Regions from separate parts of the Homo sapiens genome. Here region 2 is linked to region 1. A link is a contact called in ENCODE Hi-C or POLR2A ChIA-PET data. All regions are on one chromosome and are shown on one strand. The core of a region is the stretch at or near the end of the contact, and the rest is flanking DNA. Distances in the headings are between cores, read along the strand shown. Region 1 has its middle 22 kb from the start of TEK. Region 2 overlaps TEK (TEK receptor tyrosine kinase).

Region 1 (3,350 bases), core at 535-3,034:
GCCTTACTTGTTTTAAATCCCAGCATTCCAAACATTTAACCACGAAATTCTATTAATATTAGTGAAGTTAGCAAACTTTTTCATGTAACATCTCCAAGTAGATACTGTAATACTCAAAAAATGACAGTGCTAGTTACAAAACAGCACAAGAAAAACTTGCTTTCTAGATAGAGTATCCCTAATCTTGAGAACAAGTTAAGCAGTCCATTTCTTTTTTATGATTTTCAGAAATCACCTGTTTATAAAAGAGAAAGAAAGACATTTATGCCACAACACAGGCCAGGCACTTGCACATATGTTATCTCATTCAATCTTCTTCACCTTTGAAAGATAGCAATTTCTATTCCCATTTTACCAAAAAAAATTACATAAATAATGTCCAAGATCACAGAATATGTGGTAGATTTTCAGTGAGTGTTTACTGGAAATGAATAAAACAATGAGTAATTTAAACACAAGTCATGCATATGAAACAAAAAGTATATCATAAGGCCGGGCACAGTGGCTCACGCCTGTAATCCCAGCACTTTGGGAGGCCAAGGTGGACAGATCACGAGGTCAGGAGATCGAGACTATCCTGGCTAACATGGTGAAACCCCCATCTCTACTAAAAATACAAAAAATTAGCTGGGTGTAATGGTGGGCACCTGTAGTCCCAGCTACTCGGGAGGCTGAGGCAGGAGAATGGCATGAACCCAGGAGGCAGAGCTTGCAGCGAGCTGAGATTGCACCACCGCACTCCAGCCTGGGCGACAGAGCGAGACTCCATCTCAAAAAAAAAAATATTTTATACATCGCTGAGCATGGAAATACATAATGAATTTAAATATTACTTATTTAGAAAGTTCAGTTATTGTTCAATGTTCACTGAAATTTTCATAAGAGGTTTCAGTGAGGGGAAAATATTTGAGTTGGGCTTTGAAGTATGGATAGACTATAAATAAATGGATGGGAGGGAGAAAGTTGAGGTGGAGGCAGCTACAGGCAAAGTCATGAGTGGGCAAGAACATGGCTGTGTAGAGTGAAGTGGATTAAAACACTTTCCTAGGAGCCTTTCAACTCTAACTTTGTTTCCCCACAATATGTAGAGGCTCTGCAATCAATGTCTACTAATGTTATGGGTCTTGTTAATATTTAACTTTCTTCAATATAATAACAAATATGGAAACATCATCAGATAAATAATTAAGTCAAAGAATGTAAGAACTAGGAGACCCTTAACATTTCCCAGGGCAATACACATGGTAAATGGCAGACTTGGGTGTGAACAGATATTTCTGGTTTCCATGTTCTTTATTCTTTCTACCTACAAGGTTTGATTCCTCATTTACAAATGAGGAATGAAGTCTGGAGAACTTATATTACATAGGTTTGTTGTTGTTGTTGTGGTTGTTGTTTTGGTTTTGAGACAGGGTCTAGCTCTGTTGCCCAGGCTGGAGTGCAGTGGCACGATCTCGGCTCGCTGCAAACTCCACCTCCTGGGCTCAAGCAATCTTCCTACCTCAGCCTCCTGAGGAGCTGGGACTAGAGGTGCACGCCACCACGCTCTGGCTGATTTTTGTAATTTTTGTAGAGACAAGGTTTCACCACATTACCCAGACTGGTCTCAAACTCCTGGGCTCAAGCGATCCGCCCTCCTCTGCCTCCCAAAGTGCTGGGATTACAGACATGAGTCACTGCACCCGGCCCATAGTTTTTATTAAAGAGCAAATGCAGTCAGGTTTTTGCATTCCAGTTTCTCTGGGAACACAGAATAACAATATATAATATAAATAGAACGCAGATACCAGGCTCTGTCACGCAGAAACAGAAGTCAAAAGCAGAGGAGTAGGTTACGGAGGAAGATGAATCTATTTGGTTTGTGTTGAATTTGAGTTTCTGCTAGATAAGCTTTGGATTTCCAGAGCACCCTTCTCAGAAGATTCTCCAAATTATGGGGAAACCACTTAGAGTTCTGGCAGAAATAATAAACTGTTTGTATATGCGTCTGTTTATTCTAATTCCAAACATTCCTTTTCTCCTTCAGTTAAGTGACCAAGTTGTGAATCGGCCCTTTGACAGTTAGGTATTATGTGTGTGTGCATTTTCTTAGCTTGATAGTTTAAATTACCCTGTAATCATTTGCTTCTTTGAAGGTTTAGGCTGAAAAGAAGACATATGGCACTTCTTAGTCACTCCCACGCTGGAAGATATGCCTGGTCTCTACCTTCACCCACTTGTCTTCATTTCAGTGGAAACCTCATAAAGACCAGGCCCACTGCTTGTCTAAACCTAGAGCTGATGAGAAAAGACAATCCCAATGTTACTGTAAAAGAATATTCTGTGTCCTGCCCCTGACTTTCCCCAGGAATTGGGGCAGAATCTCTCTTCCTTTTCATGAACACATTGCCCACTTAATTTGAGTTAGTGTTTTTTTAAAAAAATAAAATTGAGTTTCTGCAGTCCTTTAAAAAGATGACAAATGTCTTAGAAAAATAAATATTTTCCAGGATGCTCTCATCTTAAGGATAGTTGTGATTCAAGAAATAAGAAAATACAACTGATAAGAAACTCAGATAATATTCTCATTGCCTAAGTTTCTCGATGTGTTGAGAAAGAAAGCTAATAACACTTAGATTTATGTTTAAAAATGTATTTTCATGTTTAATGAAACATATGGGATAGTTTTGTTCTTTAAATAATTTGAAATTTCATAGGTACTTTGTTTCAAATTTCATTTTCATGGTGTCTTTTAAATTGGTTCATTTGGCCATGGACTAATCAGATTTTTTCCTGTTGATCTGCAGGCTAGAGGTTTCACAGTTTTAAGTCTTTTGCATTTTGAACAGTTTCCTTTTAGCCAATTTTTTTTTTTGCCTTTTTTTTGGTTGTTGTTGTTGTTGTTTTGTTTGTTTGTTTGAGACGGAGTCTCCCGCTGTCACCCAAGCTGGAGTGCAATGGCATGATCTCGGCTCACTGCAACCTCTGCCTCCTGGGTTCAAGCGATTCTCCTGCCTCAGCCTCCTGAGTAGCTGGGATTACAGGTGCCCGCCACCATGCCTGGCTAATTTTTGCATTTTTAGTAGAGACGGGGTTTCACCATGTTGGTCAGGCTTGTCTCGAACTCCTGACCCCGTGATCTGCCTGCCTTGGCCTCCCAAAGTGTTGGGATGACAGGCGTGAGCCACTGCGCCCGGCCCAATTTTTACTTCTGTATCACATTTTTAAAGTAAATGTGCAGATTAAGTATGTTAATATTTTTACTTATTTTATATCTACTATGTACAGGACTAACATTTCTTAATGGAAATTACTAATGAAGAAATTTAAAAAAGCTAACTAGCCTCTATTAGTGTTCTTATTAACAGGAA
Region 2 (3,350 bases), core at 446-2,945, 110 kb before region 1:
AATAGATAACTAGGATAAGTATGAAAGCCCAATAAAGAGACTTCAAGTACATGTAGGCATGCTAAAAGTTATGTCTACAATGGTGAAGGATAGGAAGGAAACTGATAAAAATCAAAACAGTAGATTTGCCAAGGTTATGGGATTATGGGAGAGTATTTACCGTTTCTGTTACCATTTTGAGCAATACATTGTAAAGCAATTTAGGGGTTCCTTCCCCTTAGCAAGATTTTCAGAAATCATACAGCTGTGGTGGCAGGGCCAGGCCTATTCCTGCTCTGATCACATCAAGGTATCCGCTATGACTACGTGATGCCTGGCCATAATCACCCACAGGAGCCTGGGCTACCAAGACATCACTGAATAGAAACAATATGGGTTTTAAAATCAGAGAGACAGGAACATGCCACTTTACTTTTGCAACCTTGGGCAAATTCATAATCTCTCCAAGTTCACCTGTAAAATAAAATTAAAATATCCATCTTCCAGACTCAGGAGTAATAAGTGAGAAAATGGATGTGAAAATGCTTGGAAGGTGTTAGGGGCTCTATTAACACTGGTTTCCTCCCTCCCTTCCTTCTTTCGAGATGTCTTATGTCACTGGACAAAGGAGGAAATAGTGTGTTTTCAGTTAATAATAGTAAATTGATTTTTAAATTCCAGATATGAAGTCCTTCCAAAACGTAGGATAGAGATCCTCTAATTCATGCATTCTCAGTAGGGACACAATCACTCCTATGGGGCAAAAAAATTTGTTCTTAGTGTATGAGAAAATTTCAGATTACTACAATTGTTTACAGAGGACCATAATACAGAAACAGATATAGAGCATATCTGTGGTATTAAAATTTCACGGGAGGCAGGATCTACTAGGATAAACGTATCTGAAACAGCTCACTGGGGATGAGCAATACATTTTTTTTTAAAGGTTGAGAAACACTGCTCTTACTCTTGGTTCGAGGTGAGAGGAAGGGTCTGTTTCCATCTACTGGGAATTAAGTCCCACCAGCCTGGTTCTGACTACCCTCAGACTAGTGAGAACCAGCAGCTAGGCATGCATTTTCTTGGCATTATGCAAAAGGTCTGATGGCCCTTTCTCTGTAACCTTTGCAAATGGAGAGAGGTGATGCCATCTCCTCTTGTTAACCTCTGAAGTTTAACCTCCAAAATAGCCACCCAGAGTGGTTTAGGCAGGTTTGCAATGACAAAGGAGAATGGGGAGTTGATATTTTGGAGAATACATTTACACCTCCTAATCCTGTGCCTGGTACAGAAGAGTAACTCAATAAATAGTCATTTCCCCTTTTCCCGCCCTTTGGGAACATGATTACCCCATACGCCTCCCTGTCTGCCCCTTTCTGCACTATGTTCAGAAAGTGTTCTCTTCCTTCCCCTCCCGGACTCCCTGGCCTTCACCATCTCAATCAACACACATAAACAGTGCAACTGCCAGACGAAATGAAAAGCAAACAGCAGCAAAATTCAAATGATGGGAAAAGAAGAACCTTCAATAATCCCCTTCCCGCCTACCCCTGAGAACTACTTTGAAATATTCTGAGAGACCTCCTGGCTGCAACACATTCTGAGGGCTGAAGACAGTACAGTGTGGGGCTGTGAAGTGTTTTATGTTCTGTTCCATAAATACTTTCCATCTGAGTCAGTTTATGCTCTTCCCCTCTTGACTCACCAACAGTGACTTGAGAGAGAATTAACTACCATTTGCCTTTTAGCAGTAACATGATGACATATCAGGGATCCCTTGGGTCATGGTTGTAGAGGTCCCTTTTTCCTCTCTATATAGTTTCTGGGTTTATTTTTTATATTCACAACCAGGTGGGTCCCCAAGCAGCCATTTCTTACTTGTGTGTAATGCTTCTATAAGTCTCAGAGTAGCTTTTGAGTCTCATTTGGTTCTTTAAGGATGCTGCTAGTAACATAAAAACTAGGTGGGTGGTGTGAAGGAAGGATGTTTCTGTTAAGGGTGCACAATCTCTGCAGAAGAAAAGTGGATGTTCTTCCTGGTTTTTTCACTCAATCATAACATATCCTTCTACTTTTAGTAAATGGAGTAAAACACAGGCAAATATGTGAACTGGGATAATAAGCTGGTGCCTTTGGGATTCTAGGTAGAAATAATAATTGGAGAAACAAAAGGATATGGAGCCTGGACTGGGAGTGGTGACTCATCCCTGTAATCCTAACACTTTGAGAGGCCAAGGCTGGGGGACTGCTTGAGGCAGGAGTTTAAGACCAGCCTGGGCAACAAAGCAAGACCCCGTCTCTACAAAAAAAATTTTTTGAAGTAGCCAGATGTGGTGGTGTGCCTGTAGTCCCAGCTACTCAGGAAGCTGAGGTGGGAGGATGACTTGAGCCCAGGAGATAGAGGCTGTAATGAGTGTTGATCAAACCACTGCACTCTCCAGCTTGAGTGACAGAGCAAGATCCTGGCTCTAAAAGACAAAGATATGAAGCCCGAAGATTTAGTATGGTGATGCATCTTACTGTTATTAAGTACTCTGAGTCTCTACTTTTCAATCTGTAAAATAGGGAAGATGATAATTCTTACTTTCCTAGGTGATATAAATCAAATATATATGAAGTTGAAAGTATAAAGTACTGACCAAGAGAGAGTAACAGAATGGTTATACACAGTGAACAATTCAAAGAACCAGGAATGGAACCTTACAAAAGATCACTCCAGTATTTCAATGGAGGGTACCTGGGTAACAGAAAGCTGGAGGTCAGGTTAGCATCAAGGAGGCTTCACAGAGTTAATTAACGCAATAGAAGGCCAGTCAATACCAAACACCACTGAGAAGTCCAGAAGTAATTTTACACATGTTATCTAGAACGTGTGGACCCAGGACCAGCAGCATCACTTGGGAACCTACTAGAAATGCAAATTTTTGAACCCCGGCCCCATCCTCACCTCAAAACCATTGAATCCGAAACTCTGGGGACGAGGCCCAGAAACATCTTTTAACAAACTCTCTGAGTGATTCTGATGGACACTTAGGTTTGAGAACCACTGATTTAGAAAAGGGAGGTAAATATAAGAAATAGCTTAAGGAGATGAAAGTGGCTACCTATAGGAAGCAGGACTGGGAGGTGGAGGGTGGAGCAGGAGAATGCTGTTCTTTAGATAAAAGCTTCTTATTCTATTTGATGTCATGACTCTGACCATGAATTACTTTGAAAAATTGGAAATTATTTTTGAAAATAAATAAACTGGGACTTCTAAAATATGCCTGTGGCAAGAGCCTGGTCTGGGCCCTTAAGATGGAAACAGGAAGCCAGTGATAAAATGCAGGAGCTGAAGCTCAGCACAGTTGCTGCTGTGTAAATCCCAGCTC

What was found. A loop is a pair of places that touch in the nucleus more often than their neighbours do. ChIA-PET counts read pairs that join two places held with the same protein, here RNA polymerase II (POLR2A). Pooled maps may share reads with other maps.
Region 2: a loop to region 1 is called in a map of chondrocyte, with 4 times the contacts of the local background. The contact joins two enhancer-like sites. A Hi-C loop is called at or near these places in 3 of 168 maps with a recorded cell type or tissue (ascending aorta, chondrocyte and mammary epithelial cell) and 4 of 50 pooled maps. POLR2A ChIA-PET finds 5 or more read pairs at or near these places in 1 of 52 experiments (H1).

What each region holds. Positions count from the first base shown.
Region 1 is chr9:27,085,850-27,089,199 of GRCh38, reverse strand. No RefSeq gene overlaps it. Among named protein-coding and RNA genes, the nearest start is that of TEK, 22 kb to the left of the region's middle. Within about 2 kb of position 1,784, at least 2 of the 41 ENCODE cell types and tissues checked have a DNase peak (open chromatin) inside an H3K27ac peak, as active enhancers do.
Region 2 is chr9:27,192,921-27,196,270 of GRCh38, reverse strand. All of the region lies in intron 11 of TEK (TEK receptor tyrosine kinase), which reads right to left. Among named protein-coding and RNA genes, the nearest start is that of TEK, 85 kb to the right of the region's middle. Within about 2 kb of position 1,695, at least 2 of the 41 ENCODE cell types and tissues checked have a DNase peak (open chromatin) inside an H3K27ac peak, as active enhancers do.